2 separate regions of the Homo sapiens genome follow, and region 2 is linked to region 1. Evidence: read pairs that join two places in POLR2A ChIA-PET (ENCODE). Cell type or tissue: Panc1. All regions are shown on one strand. Links, peaks and the distances in the headings refer to the core of each region. The heading gives the core; the rest is flanking DNA.

Evidence for each region. ChIA-PET counts read pairs that join two places held together with the same protein. Peaks named below come from ENCODE experiments on the same cell type or tissue, not always from the same donor. Only the 100,000 strongest peaks of a DNase experiment are listed, where the experiment ranks them.
Region 2: POLR2A ChIA-PET joins it to region 1 with 10 read pairs; 2 of 35 experiments call an interaction of 5 or more read pairs at or near these places.

Annotation. Positions count from the first base shown.
Region 1 is chr6:156,825,084-156,832,733 of GRCh38, forward strand. It overlaps ARID1B (AT-rich interaction domain 1B), which reads left to right. Exons shown (of 20, transcript NM_001374828.1): 2 at 4,144-4,338. Among named protein-coding and RNA genes, the nearest start is that of MIR4466, 49 kb to the left of the region's middle. RefSeq lists an enhancer at 4,773-5,740. In Panc1, for the core only: no CTCF peak of the experiment used is centred there; DNase peaks (open chromatin) are centred at 3,088 and 3,478.
Region 2 is chr6:157,738,422-157,746,071 of GRCh38, forward strand. No RefSeq gene overlaps it. Among named protein-coding and RNA genes, the nearest start is that of SNX9, 81 kb to the right of the region's middle. RefSeq lists an enhancer at 2,804-3,344. In Panc1, for the core only: no CTCF peak of the experiment used is centred there; no DNase peak of the experiment used is centred there.

The sequences.
Region 1 (7,650 bases), core at 2,481-4,980:
TGAACTCCTGAGCTCAGGCAATCCACCTGCCTCAGCCTCCCGAAGTGCTGGGATTACAGGCGTGAGCCGCCGCACTTGGCCAATTTTTAGTTTCTTTAAGGGACTGGTAGTGAGAAGCAGGAGTTGAGACCCTCAGTTGTACATTTTTAATGCTCAAAAATAGAGGACACAGCAGGATGGATTTGGACTGTGGATGAATATTTAATAATAGACCATAAGGAGAAGTTAAAATTAAATAATTTGCACTGTATGAGTAACTGTTTTTCTATCTGAAGTCTCATTGAAAGATATTTGATGCATTTTGAGAGGTTCAGATAATCTGTGTATTTAATGCTTTCGATTTTCAGAAATCTGAGGGTTAAGCTAACATTTTTGACATGGTGCAAATTAACTGAATTTTAAGTAGGACTGTGAGAGTTGATGGCAGTGATGAGACAGATAATACAAAACAATTTTAGTCACTGATAAGATGAATTTGCTGCACTGTTATCTATAGCATTAAAACATAGACATTCCAATCATTTTCCCATTTAACATTTCTGCTTTAATTAAGGCAGTTTTGGTCGTGCACTATTTGAAGTGAAATAAGTAGACGTTTCCTGTGCCCTGGGCTGTCTAGATTGAATGTGAAGATAGGACTGCCTCAGGGCCCCGTATTGGAAATTCAGCCTGAAATTTGATTTACTCAGCCTCTCCATAGGTCCTTCATTCACTTGGCTGATTTTGAAATCACCAACTCAGCCTTGATTTTCATACTTCCATAAAAAGTTTTACCTTTTTCAAGAAAATCTAGAAAATAATCACATTTTATTTTTATCAGGCATAAATTCTAATTTAAATAATTATGAGAAAATGAATTCTTAGCCCTAGATTTTAGTTTTACTACAAATATATCAACATACATGTTTGTACACTTAATTATGAAGGCGGCTCAGGTTATGTAAAATCAGTATATTGTTTGGGCAAACAAATGTACTGTCGTTTAATTTCTATCATGTTAAGTCCAAACAATGTCTTGGCTGGTGAAAGTAGTAACAGTTTAAAATTGTATCACATGGTGAATTTTGAGCAGAAAAGTTGCTTGTAGGCTGTGGGGCCTGGGGCAAAGCACCCTCTTTCCTCCTGTGTCCTCCACAGAGCTTCATTCAGGTGAGATGGGTTCCTCCTGGCACAGTCCTGTGGATCCCTTGGGACTGAGCTCAGGTATTTCCTATAGGAAGCCTTTGTTAAAGCCCATGGCAGACCCAGTGAGACACCCTCTTCTCACCTTGCCTTGGTGCTTTGTCCCTTCAGGACATCTGCTGTGTTGCACTGTGACCTGTTTAGTCTGTCTCCTTCAGTGAATCTCCAGGACATGGAGGCTCGTTCATCCTTCTGCTTCCAGTGTTGGGCACAACGCACATAGTAGGTGCTTAGTAAATGTGTGGTGAATGGATTCACCAAATCTTTAAAGTGAACACCAGAGTATTGAGGAAGGCAGAGAAGGGGAAGGACCCGTGCAGCCTTGGAGTGGGAGTGCCAGTGGAAGAGAGGACTGGCAGTTCTCGGGGTCTGTGCTCCTGCCTTCCATCTTCACCTCCCCTCCGTCCCTCCTCTTCCAGCCTCAGCCCTCACCTCTGCAGCGAGACTGTCCTTGCCGAGCACAGCAGTGGCCTCCTTGTCAAGTATAGCAGAAGCCTTTACCCTTCACCTGACTGCATTCCTGGGCTGCATTTGGCACACCTGTTTCGTTGCTACACCTGACTCCCTTCCCTCCTGTAAGAGCACACTCTCCAGAGTGTCTACATTTTCTGGCCATTCTTCCAGCTTGTCTGTGGGTTCATTTTCCCTTTTCCCTTAAGCGGTGATATTCTCTAGGATTCTGTTCGCTACCCATTGTTTTCCTTTCATATATTCCTCCTAAATAAAGTTCATGGGTTTTATTGCTTCCTATTGATTAATTCATCAATTAATGTGCTGGGTACACTGTTCAACTTATGCCCTGGAGATATAATAGTGAATAAAATAGAGAAAATCCCTGCCCTCTGGGAGTGGATGTCCTCTCTGCTGACTTCTCTACCTATTTTTCCAGGTCAGGCCTTACTCCCCAAGCTGCAGCTCATTATGTCTCTTCCTTCTGGGCATTTTCACCTGGATTTCATATCAGAGCCTCAAGTTTCCTATGTAAACCACTGAAGGCTCCCACTCCTGGGGATATGGTGATTGGCTTCTCCCTCTGCACACTCCATCTCATTTGGCTGCTGGCTTCCATCACTCATTTGGTCTCCAAATCCTGCCGCATTTCCCTTCTAACTGTGCCTTGGAGCTGGGCTTGCTTCCTCCCACCACTGCTGCCAGTTCAGGACCTCAGCCTCACCTGCCTGCCAGGGCAACCTGACCTGCTTCCAGCTGGGTCAGGTGCCCAAGGGAGCAGTCCTGTGTTCATCTGTCAGAGGCAGCCTGAGCCTGTAGAATGCCCTGCAGGGCTCACCCATGTTCTGGCTTCTGCCTGCTTCAGCATCTTCGTAAATTCGTGCTTCACGTGGATCCAGATGGTTTTTATTTCCTGATACACACCAGGCAGTTCATCTCCCTTGACCCAGTGCCTTGTGCTGTTTCTTCTGCCCTGTGGTACTGTACATGCTGTTCCCTCCCACCTTGGACGTGTTATTCCCCTTTATCCTGGTAATTCTTTTTTTTTTTTTTTTTTTTTTTTTTTTTGAGATGGAGTCTAGCTCTGTCTCTCAGGCTGGAGTGGCACAATCTTGGCTCACTGCAGCCTCCGCCTCCTGGGTTCAAGCGATTCTCCTGCCTCAGCCTCCGGAGTAGCTGGGATTATAGGCGTGCACTACCATGCCCAGCTGATTTTTGTATTTTTAGTAGAGACGGGGTTTCACCATGTTGGTCAGGCTGGTCTCAAATTCCTGACCTCAACTGATCTGCCCGTCTTGGCCTCCCAAAGTGCTGGGATTACAGGCATGAGTCACCATGCCCGGCCTCTTTTTTTTTTTTTTTTTCAAGAGACAGGGTCCCACTGTGTTACCCAGACTGGAGTGGAGTGGTGTGATCATAGCTCACTGCAGCCTCGAACTCCTGGGGTCAAGTGATCTTCTTGCCTTAGCCTGAACAGCTCGGACTATAGGTGCCTGCCACCACGCCTGGCTAAGTTTTTAATTTGTTGTAGAGACAGGGTCTTGTGATGTTGCCAGGATGGTCTTGAATTTACCCTGCTAATTCTTAAGCCTTCCTGAAAGTCCCCATGTACTTACCTCAGTGTGAACGCAGCATCTGGCACACAGTTGGGATCAGTATGTGGTTTTGGAAGGACAGAGGAGGGAAGGAAGGAGCTGCTGGGTGAATGCTGCCTGCTACTGTAGCACCGGGTGAGGGCCTTTCTACCTATTGCTTTGTTCCTTTGACGTCCCAGGACATGAAGGGCTGAGGCTCCACGCCTAGCCCTCCTGTATGACCTCGGCCCTGAAGCCCAGGGCCTGACTCACCAAACCAAAAATAAAATTCAACATCTACTTGTGAACTGGTTGTGTTTGGTAAGATGCTGACTTACATGGGGAGAGGTGCTGTGACTCATAGTCTGAGTGCTCATCCCTACACACTGCTGGTCTCTGAACAAAATCTTTACCCTGGACATATGCATGATCTAAAATCTATCTTTTCACTTTTTAATGAACACTCGGTTGCACTAAGGTTTGATCAAGACTTGCAGACTCAGTTCTAAAATAAAATCATTGTTCTAAGAATACTTTGAAGGCAGAAAATGTTAATCACTCAATACCCTCTGCTCTTATTACTAGTAAGCTAAAAGGAGGTGGGTGAGCTTAACTATCATGCTCTTTTCCTGTACGCATAATAGAATTTTAGATGCAAATGTTTTCTCTCTGCTTATGGTCCAAAATCGTTTTTAGTTTTGTTTAGTCTAGAGCTCTCTTAGTTGTTAAAAACTCCTAAAAGTAAAAAATAAAATTTCTTGTATCCATCTAGGTTTTTTCTTTAATGTCTTGCTGGATGTTTTGTCAGGTCATTGTTTTTAATATTTTTAAAACTTAAGGATAGTTGTGTTATTAATGCATATGTTGACATAACACAAATTTGTGCCTTTGTAATAAAGAATGAATTAATAAACCGACTTCTTTTATGTCTTCACAGGGCAGCCCAATGGATCCAATGGTGATGAAGAGACCTCAGTTGTATGGCATGGGCAGTAACCCTCATTCTCAGCCTCAGCAGAGCAGTCCGTACCCAGGAGGTTCCTATGGCCCTCCAGGCCCACAGCGGTATCCAATTGGCATCCAGGGTCGGACTCCCGGGGCCATGGCCGGAATGCAGTACCCTCAGCAGCAGGTTTGTGCTGGTCCCCCGACCCGCTGCTTTTTTGTAATAGTTTTGTCTTTGCCTTTTGCTGTCCACCTAAGATTGATGTTAAAGAGAATTAGGGGGCATTGCACGGATTTTCTGCTTTAATTTTTATTGTTTCTTTAATCACAGGTATAATTTTTTTTTTCTTTTAAAGATGGAAAGGTGAGCTTCTTAAAGTGGACAGAATACCTGTTTGGTAGAAGGGCAGCAGGACCAGCTGTATTTGATAGGTGCACTGTGTCATAAATTTGCAGCAGGTTATAACAGATGTAAGCTCTGAAGTGAACTTGGCATTCCAACATTTTTGTCAGACTGTGTCAGATTTTGAGCTGTGAATAGACCATCTTAAGGTGAATTTTCAAGTCATTTAAAGGTCTTTTCCATGAGGATGGCATCAAGTTTTTAAAATTGAAAAAAAAAAAGTTTAGTCTCCCAAAGTTATTTTGCTTTCATTTCTTAAATTATTTCTTCTGTACCTTTTGAAAAAGGTTTCTGTATTTCATATAAGAGGATTTGATGTGCATCTGTTTTGTTAGGTCTTGATGGGTTTTGTGTTTTTACTTAAAAAAGACTTTTCCTGTTCTTAAGAGACCCAACATTTTCCTTTTTTTTCTCTGGAATCAAATGGAGTCACCTTAGATGACCATTTACCCTCTAGCAGTGGTAAACCTAGTCTTTTGGATACTTGAAAGAATACCCCTTTATGCTGGCTGGAGGGAGGATGAAATTTGGAAAAGACTAAATTAGATTCAAACTTGTTAGGGTATTTAGTTACTAGGAGCACCAGAAAGGCTTATTTATAAATCGCCATACCGTACCTAAGCCGCCAGGGAGTGGGTCAGGCTGATGCTGCTGCACGTTTTACTGCCCCAGGCTGGGGCGTCCCATGGTGCGGCCGTCGGTAACCCACAACAGGGCTTGACAGTGCTGTCTCAGGAAATGCTTCCATCTGACCAGACATCTTTCGTTGAGGGGCAAAAATTAGATATGACTACTGTTCTCTCTGATGTGGATATGGAGAATGATTGATCATACTTTACATGATACATAGCTGTATATTAACAGTTCATCAGTAGGTTGCTTCTGAGCCTTCTCGTTTATACACTATTCGATCTGTATTGTGATTTATTATTTGTTTCATTATTATTGTTATTAATTTATTATTGAAGTTTATTTTAATTATAATATTGTGTAAGTCTATGTTATAGTAGCATGGCATGGTGGCACCCTCCTGTATTTCCAGCTATTCGGGAGGCTGAAGTGGGAGGATCGCTTGAGCCCAGGAGTTTGAGTCCAGCCTAGGCAATGTATCGAGACCCTAAAAAAAAAAGAAATAAAATAAGTCTTTTATTTATAAAATAAGAAATAAAATGTTGTCTTTCCTCTTTATCTTTGCTCCCACTTGGATGATTTTGTTTATGTTAAGGCCATTATTGGGGAAGATAGAGGTAGCTCAGCCTTTGAATCCTAGTTGCAGATTGAACACCCTTTGCTGTTGTCAGAGACCTCACTTCTCAATTATTGAAGGTTACCCACTCCGAATTCTAGCAGTCAGTTGCATACTTAATTGTACTTTTAATTTTTTCCACATTATTCCTTTTTTTCCAGCAATATTTTGCTGCCTAGAGTAGAAATCTTTAGTTGTGGCTGCTAATTGTGAGAAGGAAATAATTTGTAAATGATGAAAAGTAAGGTGGAAGAGTTGCGATTTTCTCTCCTTCATTTTAGTTTTAGAGCAGCTTCACCATTAGTTGAGAGGAAGACAGCCCAGGCAGCTGGCTGCTCAAGTCCCCATCGCACTCTGTTGCTGATTTTATGTGGGAGCTAATAGTTGTGGATGGTGCTTTGGCCACAGGAAGAGAGCAGAGGTGGGAAGGTAGTAAGAAGTAGTGGGACCGGCAGAGAGAAGTGGATGCTCGCTGCTCTTGGGCTCCCCACTTTGCTTTTCAGCATGTTTCCCTGATGTGAGATTAAAAAGTCAGTTTCAAAAGATGCTGTTCACGGCAAGCAGCCGGATCTCCCTGGTCTCTGAAGGAGTTAAGTCTCACTAGAAGTTCTAGATGTTGGCTTAGTTTCCAGTCCCAAAGTGGGAGTCAAACAAATGGAGAGGGTGTGTGAAGAATGATTACCTAGGAAATGTTTTTAATTATTTTCTTTTCTAAATGTGTAAAGCTAAAAGTAGAGGACATACACAGATATATAGAGTAATCTCAATTTTCTTAGCTTCTTCCATTTATTTAATCCCTGTGACTCTTATACACTTTTTAAATCCAATGACTCTTAGATTTATTTGAAGGGACAAATTGATGTAGGTTGCCCATCAAGTATTTCAGCAAATTTTTAATTAAGATTTTAGATTGGATATTTTACTGCTAACCAAAAGAAATACCCAATTCTAATTAAGCACAGATCTTTCTGATAATGAAAGGAAAATAGTATATCTGGTAAGAAATTGAATATCCTGGCTGCAGAAGTGTGGAAACTTTCATAATGAGTTAATCAAAGTCATGGGTCTAAATAATCTGTATTGCCTTTTTACCTTTTCATTTAGTTAAATACAGCTTTGAAATATAGTATCTTGTTTTAAAATTTAAAAGGCTAAAAATAACAGAATGCACTTTTGAATGTGTATAACATTTTAAAGAAGACATACAGCTTTTATAATACCAAGGTCATGTGAACAGTTCTTAATTTTTGAAATGGAAAAAAATAGTGAAGATTTAGAGCAAAGGTTATTAGAGCATATACATTCATTTTGTTAGCTTGAGTCTGTGTTCTTTGGGGAGGAATTTTCAGTGAATTGCTTTGTTTCTGCATTTTGGATAATTATAAATTTGTTCACAAACAGGGTCCTGGCACTGTGATTGGCTGCTGGTCCCATCCATCTTCCCCTAGGATTAATGTAATTGGCTAAGCATTGTTGTAGTTGTGGCTAATAATGTTCTTCAGGGAAAAAGTTGAAAGATAATTATGACATTGAGTATTTATTGAGTGGACATCACCACCTAGGCATGACTTTGCTTTGGATGGCTTCCAGAACGTTCTGTGTTTGGTTTGTGAACCTCTAATGAGCTGAATCCAGTTCATTTAATATTGCTCGTATATTTCTGCACAGGATTAAAATGCAGGAATTCAAGTTTGTAAATTGAGTTGCCCACTTACCAGCTGAGTGGTAAGTTGTCTTTGGCTCAGGGGTCACAGTTTGATTCCTGGCTGGCGTTCTGCTCCTGTGATATGAATTTTAAATGAGTATTTTGTTAGAAAGAACTGCAGTGCTGATGTGAAATTTAACATGGA
Region 2 (7,650 bases), core at 3,200-5,699, 910 kb after region 1:
GTTTAAAGTCTGTTTTATCAGAGACTAGGATTGCAACCCCTGCTTTTTTTTTTCTTTCCATTTGCTTGGTAAATATTACTCCATCCCTTTATTTTGAGCCTATGTGTGTCTTTGCACATCAGATGGGTCTCCTGAATACAGCACAGTGATGCGTCTTGACTCTTTATCCCATTTGCCAGTCTGTGTCTTTTAACTGGGGCAATTAGCCCATATGGTAAAGATAACCCTAAGAAAAAAGAACAAAGCTGGAGGCATCATGCTACCTGACTTCAAACTATACTACAAGGCTACAGTAAACAAAACAGCATGGTACTTGTGCCAAAACAGATATATAGACCAATGGAACAGAACAGACGCCTCAGAAATAATGCCACACATCTACAACCATCTGATCTTTGACAAACCTGGCAAAAACAAGCAATGGGGAAAGGATTCCCTATTTAATAAATGGTGTTGGGAAAACTGGCTAGCCATATGCAGAAAACTGAAACTGGACCCCTTCCTTACACCTTACACAAAAATTAATTCAAGATGGATTAAAGACTTAAACATAAGACCTAAAACCATAAAAACGCTAGAAGAAAACCTAGGTAATACCATTCAGTACAGGCATGGGCAAGGACTTCATGACTAAAACACCAAAAGCAGTGGCAACAAAAGTCAAAATTGACAAATGGGATCTAACTAAACTAAAGAGCTTCTACACAGCAAAAGAAACTATCATCAAAGTGAACAGGCAACCTACAGAATGGGAGAACATTTTTGCAATGTATGCATCTAACAAAGGGCTAATATCCAGAATCTACAAGGAATTTAAACAAATTTACAAGAAAAAAACAAAAAACCCCATCAAAAAGTGGGCAAATGATATGAACAGACACTTCTCAAAAGAATACATTTATGCGACCAACAAACATATGAAAAAAAGCTCATCATCACTGGTCATTAGAAAAATGCAAATCAAAACCATAATGAGATACCATCTTATGCCAGTTAGAATGGCAGTCATTAAAAAGTCAGGAAACAACAGATGCTGGAGAGGATATGGAGAAATAGGAACGCTTTTACACTGTTGGTGGGAGTGTAAATTAGTTCAACTGTTGTGGAAGACAGTGTGGCAATTCCTCAAGGATCTAGAACTGGAAATACCATTTGACCCAGTGATCCCATTACTGGGTGTATACCCAAAGGATTATAAATCATTCTACTATAAATACACATGCACATGTATGTTTATTGAAGCACTATTCACAATAGCAAAGACTTGGAACCAACCCAAATGCCCATCAATGATAGACTGCATAAAGAAAATGTGGCACATATACACCATGGAATACCATGCAGCCATAAAAAAGGATGAGTTCATGTCCTTTGCAGGGACATGGATGAAGCTGAAAACCATCATTTTCAGCAAACTAACACAAGAACAGAAAACCAAACACCACATGTTCTCAGTCATAAGTGGGAGTTGAACAATGAGAACACATGGACACAGGGAGGGGAACATCACACACCAGGGCCCTGTCGGGCGGTGGGAGCCTAGGGGAGGGATAGCATTAGGAGAAATACCTAATGTAAGTGACAGGTTGATGGGTGCAGCAAACCACCACGGCACTTGTATACCTATGTAACAAACCTGCACATTCTGTACATGTATCCCAGAACTTAAAGTATAATAATAATAATAATAATAAATCTTTATTTAACCAATGTTCACAAGTAAATGTGAGATTGGAAATTCCAAGTGGTACACATTTCAGTATGTGCAGGTCAAACCCCTTTTGTGCAAGGCCACATTGCCCAACTCCAAGGGGCTCTGTGCCCATAGAATCTAATATACTGGTTTCCCCTAGAGCTGTGTGATATGTCAGCCCAGGTCTTGCAGTAGAACAACTTGGACCGCTCTTGACAAGGAAGGAATGCCTCCAGAAACTTCCCAATAGACTTTCACATCTCATTGACAGGAAGTGGCTCAGTTACCCACTGCTGCCTCATTGGCAAGCGGACTAGAATCCCAGGATAATTGAGCAAATCAGGATTGACACACTTGGGGATAGTGAGGTCCCAGCCCCTCCCTGAAGCACACAGCACCCCAATGCAGAGGGGGCAAATGACTGGGTCCCCAACAGCATCTGCCACACTTTGCTTCTGATCATCAGTTTCCAAAAAGATAGGTGTCCAGCATTGGCTGGAGAGCTCTGCAGAGTCAGGAGCATGGACTCTGGGGAGCTGTGAGCCCTCCACAGTCAACAGGAGAATGAATCCACAATTGTTGGAGAAAAGAGCTCACAACTGCCATTGGTTTCCCACAGTTAGGGCCTTTGCCAGGAGCCTCTCCCGCACCGGCTCAGGGCTGCCCCAGTGACCTGGCAGACAGGAGGCATCTGTGGAAGTAACATGGGAAGAATGCAGGCCTTCCAATTAGATGGGCCTGGAATCCTAGCTTTGCCATTGACTAGCTATGTGACCTTAGTAATGTCATTCAATTTCTGTAGGCTTCAGTTTCAAAATGGAGGGAATGACATCTACTTCATAAATTGCTATGAAGATTTTTTTCCTAGTCGGATGAAATCTCCAGCACAAAATAGGTTCTCACTCAATGATTCTTAAACGTTGGTGTTCTAAGAATCACCTGAGAGTCTTGGCCGGGTGCCGTGGCTCATGCCTGTAATCCTGGCACTTTGGGAGGCTGAGACAGGGGGATTGCTTGAGGCCAGGAGTTCGAGACCAGCCTGGCCAACGTGGCAAAATCCCGTCTCTACTAAAAAATATAAAAATTAGTCAGGTGTGGTGGCACGCACCTGTAATCCCAGCTACTCAGGAGGCTGAAACACAAGAATCACTGGAACCCAGGAGGTGGAGCTGCAATGAGCCGAGATTGTGCCACTGCACTCCAGTCTGGGTAACACAGCGAGACTCTGTCTCAAAAAACAACAACAACAACAAAAAAAAAAAAACAGAGAATCACATGTGAATCTAGTTAAACATGCGGATGCCTGGGCCTCCCACCCCAGACATTCTGCTTGCCTGCATCTGGGTCCAGGAATCTGCATTTTTAACAATGGCCCCCAGGTGATTCTGATGTAAATGATCACTGGCTGCACACTGAGCCACACTGCAGTAAACTGCTGCTGCTGCTGTTATCAGGCAAAACCTGAGCATGGCGGATATCTCATGCAACAAGAAAATTCATTTTAATTTTAATTATCTATCTATAATTAGCCTTGTTCCGTTAAAAATGATTAAGTCTGCAGTGCTTGAGGGACCCAATGGCTCACTGGTAAAAGCTGAATTCCATCAGCATTCTCCTTGCACAAATTCACCAAGTACACGAACCTCACGGCGGGAAGGCTTCCCCCAAGGAAGAAATGCAGCCTCCTCAACCTCTGCAGCCAAAATAAGACTCTTGCTAAAATTACTAAAGCATCGCATTTCCGGCGGAGAGCTTCCTTGCAAACTCCAATCTGGATTAATGAAGACTCAGGTCCCACCTGGCCCCATCATTCTGTCAATTCAACAGATTTCCTGGCCCAAGGAAAGTGCCCAGAAAAGCAAAGGTGAATCTCTCACTTCCCTCCCTTCCTCCCCTCACCACAACAACTGGCTCTGCTGGTGGCCTCAGGAGGATATAACACTATTTATTTCCTCTCTCCAGCCTCTTGGCCTCCAGCAGTAATAGCACTGCTAACTCGGAAATCTCTGCTGCTGCCTGTTATTGCAAAACTAGAATAGAAAACATTTTGCAGACAGTGTGACTTGGAACAAAAGAGCAGGGAAGAGAAGAAATCCCCCAGCCAGCATCTGAGAGTGAGGGCATGTAAGGGTGATGGACTGAGGAGAGGACAGGGGAAGAGTGTTTGGGAAGGAAGCTATTACGGGTTGGGAGAGGTTTGGGAAAGGAAAGGCAGAAGCAGCTGTGTTTGACTCTGTGTTCTGAACGCCACTGGGCTTCTCCTGCTTGGCTAAGAAAGATTTGGCAGCAGTCAGGGTCATGAAGACTCGCGGTCAAGTTGAGAGTGATCAGCTGTTCTTGTCCAAAAGGACAAACCAAGAGCAAAATGAAATGAAATGAGATGAGATGGGATGGGAAGACCTTTGGGTCAAGTCCAGTGGTTCCCAAACCTGGCCTGTTGTCAGAATCACTTGGAGTGCTGATTAAGACACCAATTCCCAGGCACCACTCTGACACTCTTCCCAGCAACTTGGATGATCGAGTGGATTTAGGAACCACAGGTGCAGCGGTTCAGGGGCTCCTGGCTGATGGTCTTTTGGGCCGATGGCATTTCTCCTGTAGATTCTTCAGAGTAGTTAATGGATTTTTCTACAATGCAATAATCACATTTGTAATGTGATTATTACATACGTAATGTACACATTACATTACACATATGTAACATACACATTACATTACACATATGTAATGTAATTTGTTCCTCACAGCCAAGGCCACTGTAAGCTCTCCCTGAGTCCTACAACTCTGACTTCTGGGGCCCTTACATCACGTCAAAGACAAAAACATATCCATGTCCCACCTTAAGTAGACTTTTATAATAATACTTTGAAATGTTTTTGTTGGTCTCAGTAACTCATTTAATTTAAGATTAACAGTCATTGCTTGGAGAGCATCTAGATACTCAGGAATTTTTTCAAAGTGGAAAAAAATTTAATCCACAGATAACTTGCTAATGTAATGAAAGTTCCAAAAGCCCTAAATTTAGTGACTGAATGAGTGGAACTATGATGTTATGTTTTTCAGATATTTAGTTAAATCCTCATTAATGTTAACTTTGAAGCTTTATTTGTATTTTCGGGTTTAGTTCTCTGTTTTAAATCTCAGTCAGTCATTTCTGTGAGCCTGTGGACAAGTCCGAGGCATGGTGACAGTACCATCTAATGGGCCAGACATCCCTGCCAACAAAGATGTTGTGAGATAATATCATTTTACAAGTAAGAAGCCCATTGGAGTTGATTTCAGAAGCCTGAGGCCTATGCAAAAAAAAAAAAACAAAAACAAAAACGGGGCTAGGCTTGAGAATGGAGACATCAAAGACCCAGTGTGTAATCAAAACAACAACAGATAAACAGAAAACTCCACAAGGCTCATTGTCTTTACCAAGATTTAATCATTTTACTTCAATAAATGCTCCTGGTATTATTGCAAACCTTTGGTTAATTTCCAGAGTTTTGAAAAAGTTCGTTTTGACCATTTTTTACAGTGTTCTTGTTGCTTTTATGGAGACAGGATTTTCAGAGGTCCTTGCACTGCCATTCCAAAGTGTTTCTCAGCATTACCTATTTTAATCATAAATAAGGCCAGGCATGGTGGCTCACACCTATAATCCCAGCACTTTGGGAGGCTGAGGCTGGTGGATCACTTGAGGTTAGGAATTCAAGACCAGCCTGGCCAACATGGTGAAACCCCGTCTCTACTGAAAATAAAAAAAAAATAGCCAGGCTTGGTGACGTATACCTATAGTCCCAGCTACTCGGGAGGCTGAGGCAGGAGAATCGTTTGAACCCAGGATGCAGAGGTTGCAGTGAGCTGAGACAGCACCACTGTACTCCAGCCTGGGTGATAGAGAGAGACTCTGTCTTAAAAAAAAAAAAAAGAAAAAATTATACATAAATCTTGTCCTTTTAAGAGTAAGTTGGAAAAGTGGTCATGAAAATTAAATGATGCATTGTATATAAAACAACTAATCTAATGCCTATAATATGGTAAATGCTTGATATTGAAGACAGCAGCTATTCTTTTTATATGATCATAATGCTCCCGGCCGGCCCTAAGCAGTTTAGTGGCTGAGTAGCTGAGTTGTAGAGCAGGGACGAGACCACCCATCTTCTGACTTTCAGCCAATGCCTCTGTGAATGCACCATCAGGCCCCATGACCTCACCGCAAATGAGCCATAGTTTAAGAGGCTCTTCTTGCCTCTTAAGTACATCATGCAATCTCCAGGTATAATCTTCAATATAATTTTAAGACATGACTCATGGAATGTATAATAAAATGTGTAAGATAATTTAATTCCAGTGATCATATGCAGATGAGTGGAGACAGCCATGAGCAGAAAGCACATTCATTTTCTCCTGCTCCCAGTATTTACTCAAATGCAATCAACTTCCCCCTGGAACCACTCTTTCTGACACCCTGACTCCTCACCCAGCCCTCTCACACCATGGAAGATGCATCTCCCCACCCTTGGAATTGAAAAGGCTTGCGACAGCCCCCCCAGCACTTCAGCCCTCACTGGAACCAACAGGGATGATGACAGCATTTTCCCGGTTCCCTCTGGACTTAGTCTTTCTTTCTTTCTTTCTTCATTTTTTTTTTTTTTTTTTTTGAGACGGAGTCTTGCTCTATTGGCAGGCTGGAATGCAGTGGCATGATCTCTGCTCACTGCAACCTCCGCCTGCCAGATTCAATCAATTCTCCTGCCTCAGCCTCCCGAGTAGCTGGGACTACAGGTGTGTGCCACCACACCCGGCTAGTTTTTGTATTTTCAGTACAGACAGGGTTTCACCATGTTGGCCAGGATGGTCTCGATCTCTTGACCTTGTGATCCACCCACCTCGGCCTCGCAAAGTGCTGGGATTACAAGGGTGAGCCACCACGCCTGGCCCTTTCTTTCTAACTTTAAGGAGGATGGAGACCTCTACAATAAGCAAAGGAAGAAGGGTAGATAGGAAAAGAGTATGTTTTGGAGTCAAGCAGAGCTAAATTCAAGGCCCAATTTTACTATTTACTGGCTGTGTGATTTGGGTAAGCTACAAATCTCCCTGAGCCTCTGTCACACTCATCTACAAAAGAGCAATAAAATCACCTTTTTTTTTTTTTGCTACGTTATTGTGAGATGTAGAAATTCTACATGTCAAGAACCTGGTATTCAAGAGGTGCCCAGTTAGTGGCAGTGATCGTCATCGTAATAGCCACGTGTTGATAAAGGCTGTGACACCAGCAGGGAAAGAAGTCACTCATGGCTACACTGAAAGTCCAGGCCTGGGTTTTTGTGTTTTGCTTTATTCTCTTCTCTCAAATCCAAACCTAATAAACTCCCCTGCAGGCATGGAACCCTTTTCCGTGTATTAAATGACATTGTTGTTGACCCCTCTGTAATTTGCGGAGCCAAGAAAAGAAGACTTGATCCTTCGTGGCCCTGTTTGATTTTAACCCAGGAAAAGTTGACTTGGAAAGTTTGGCATTTCCATTCTGCCCAGGGTGATTTTTCACCTTAAATTTCACTTTCCTGAGCCAAGAAAGAGCAAACCACTGAAAGACTTCATGTTTTTCTTCTTTTAATGAGCCCAAGGACGAGAATATGAAAGATTTACTTATAAAAGGGAAAAGCAGGTGAAAAATGCAGGCACAGTGTGTCCGTGGTCAGATGCCCATCCTGGCTTCTCAAACTGAGAACTGCTCCACCCCAAGAGCTCCTGAAAGTACTACCTGGATCCAAAATTGTCCTTCTTCTCTTCTCCAGTTATGTATGTGAAAGCATGGAAAGAAATAAATTTAGAGAAAAATTTTCAATCCTGTTGTGTAAACACATTACACAAATGCTGTTATTCTTCATTAAAATCTGCTATCCCTGGAATTTTGGTTCTCATATACATATTAACACAAAAAGACAAATATAGCATCCAAAACAGGA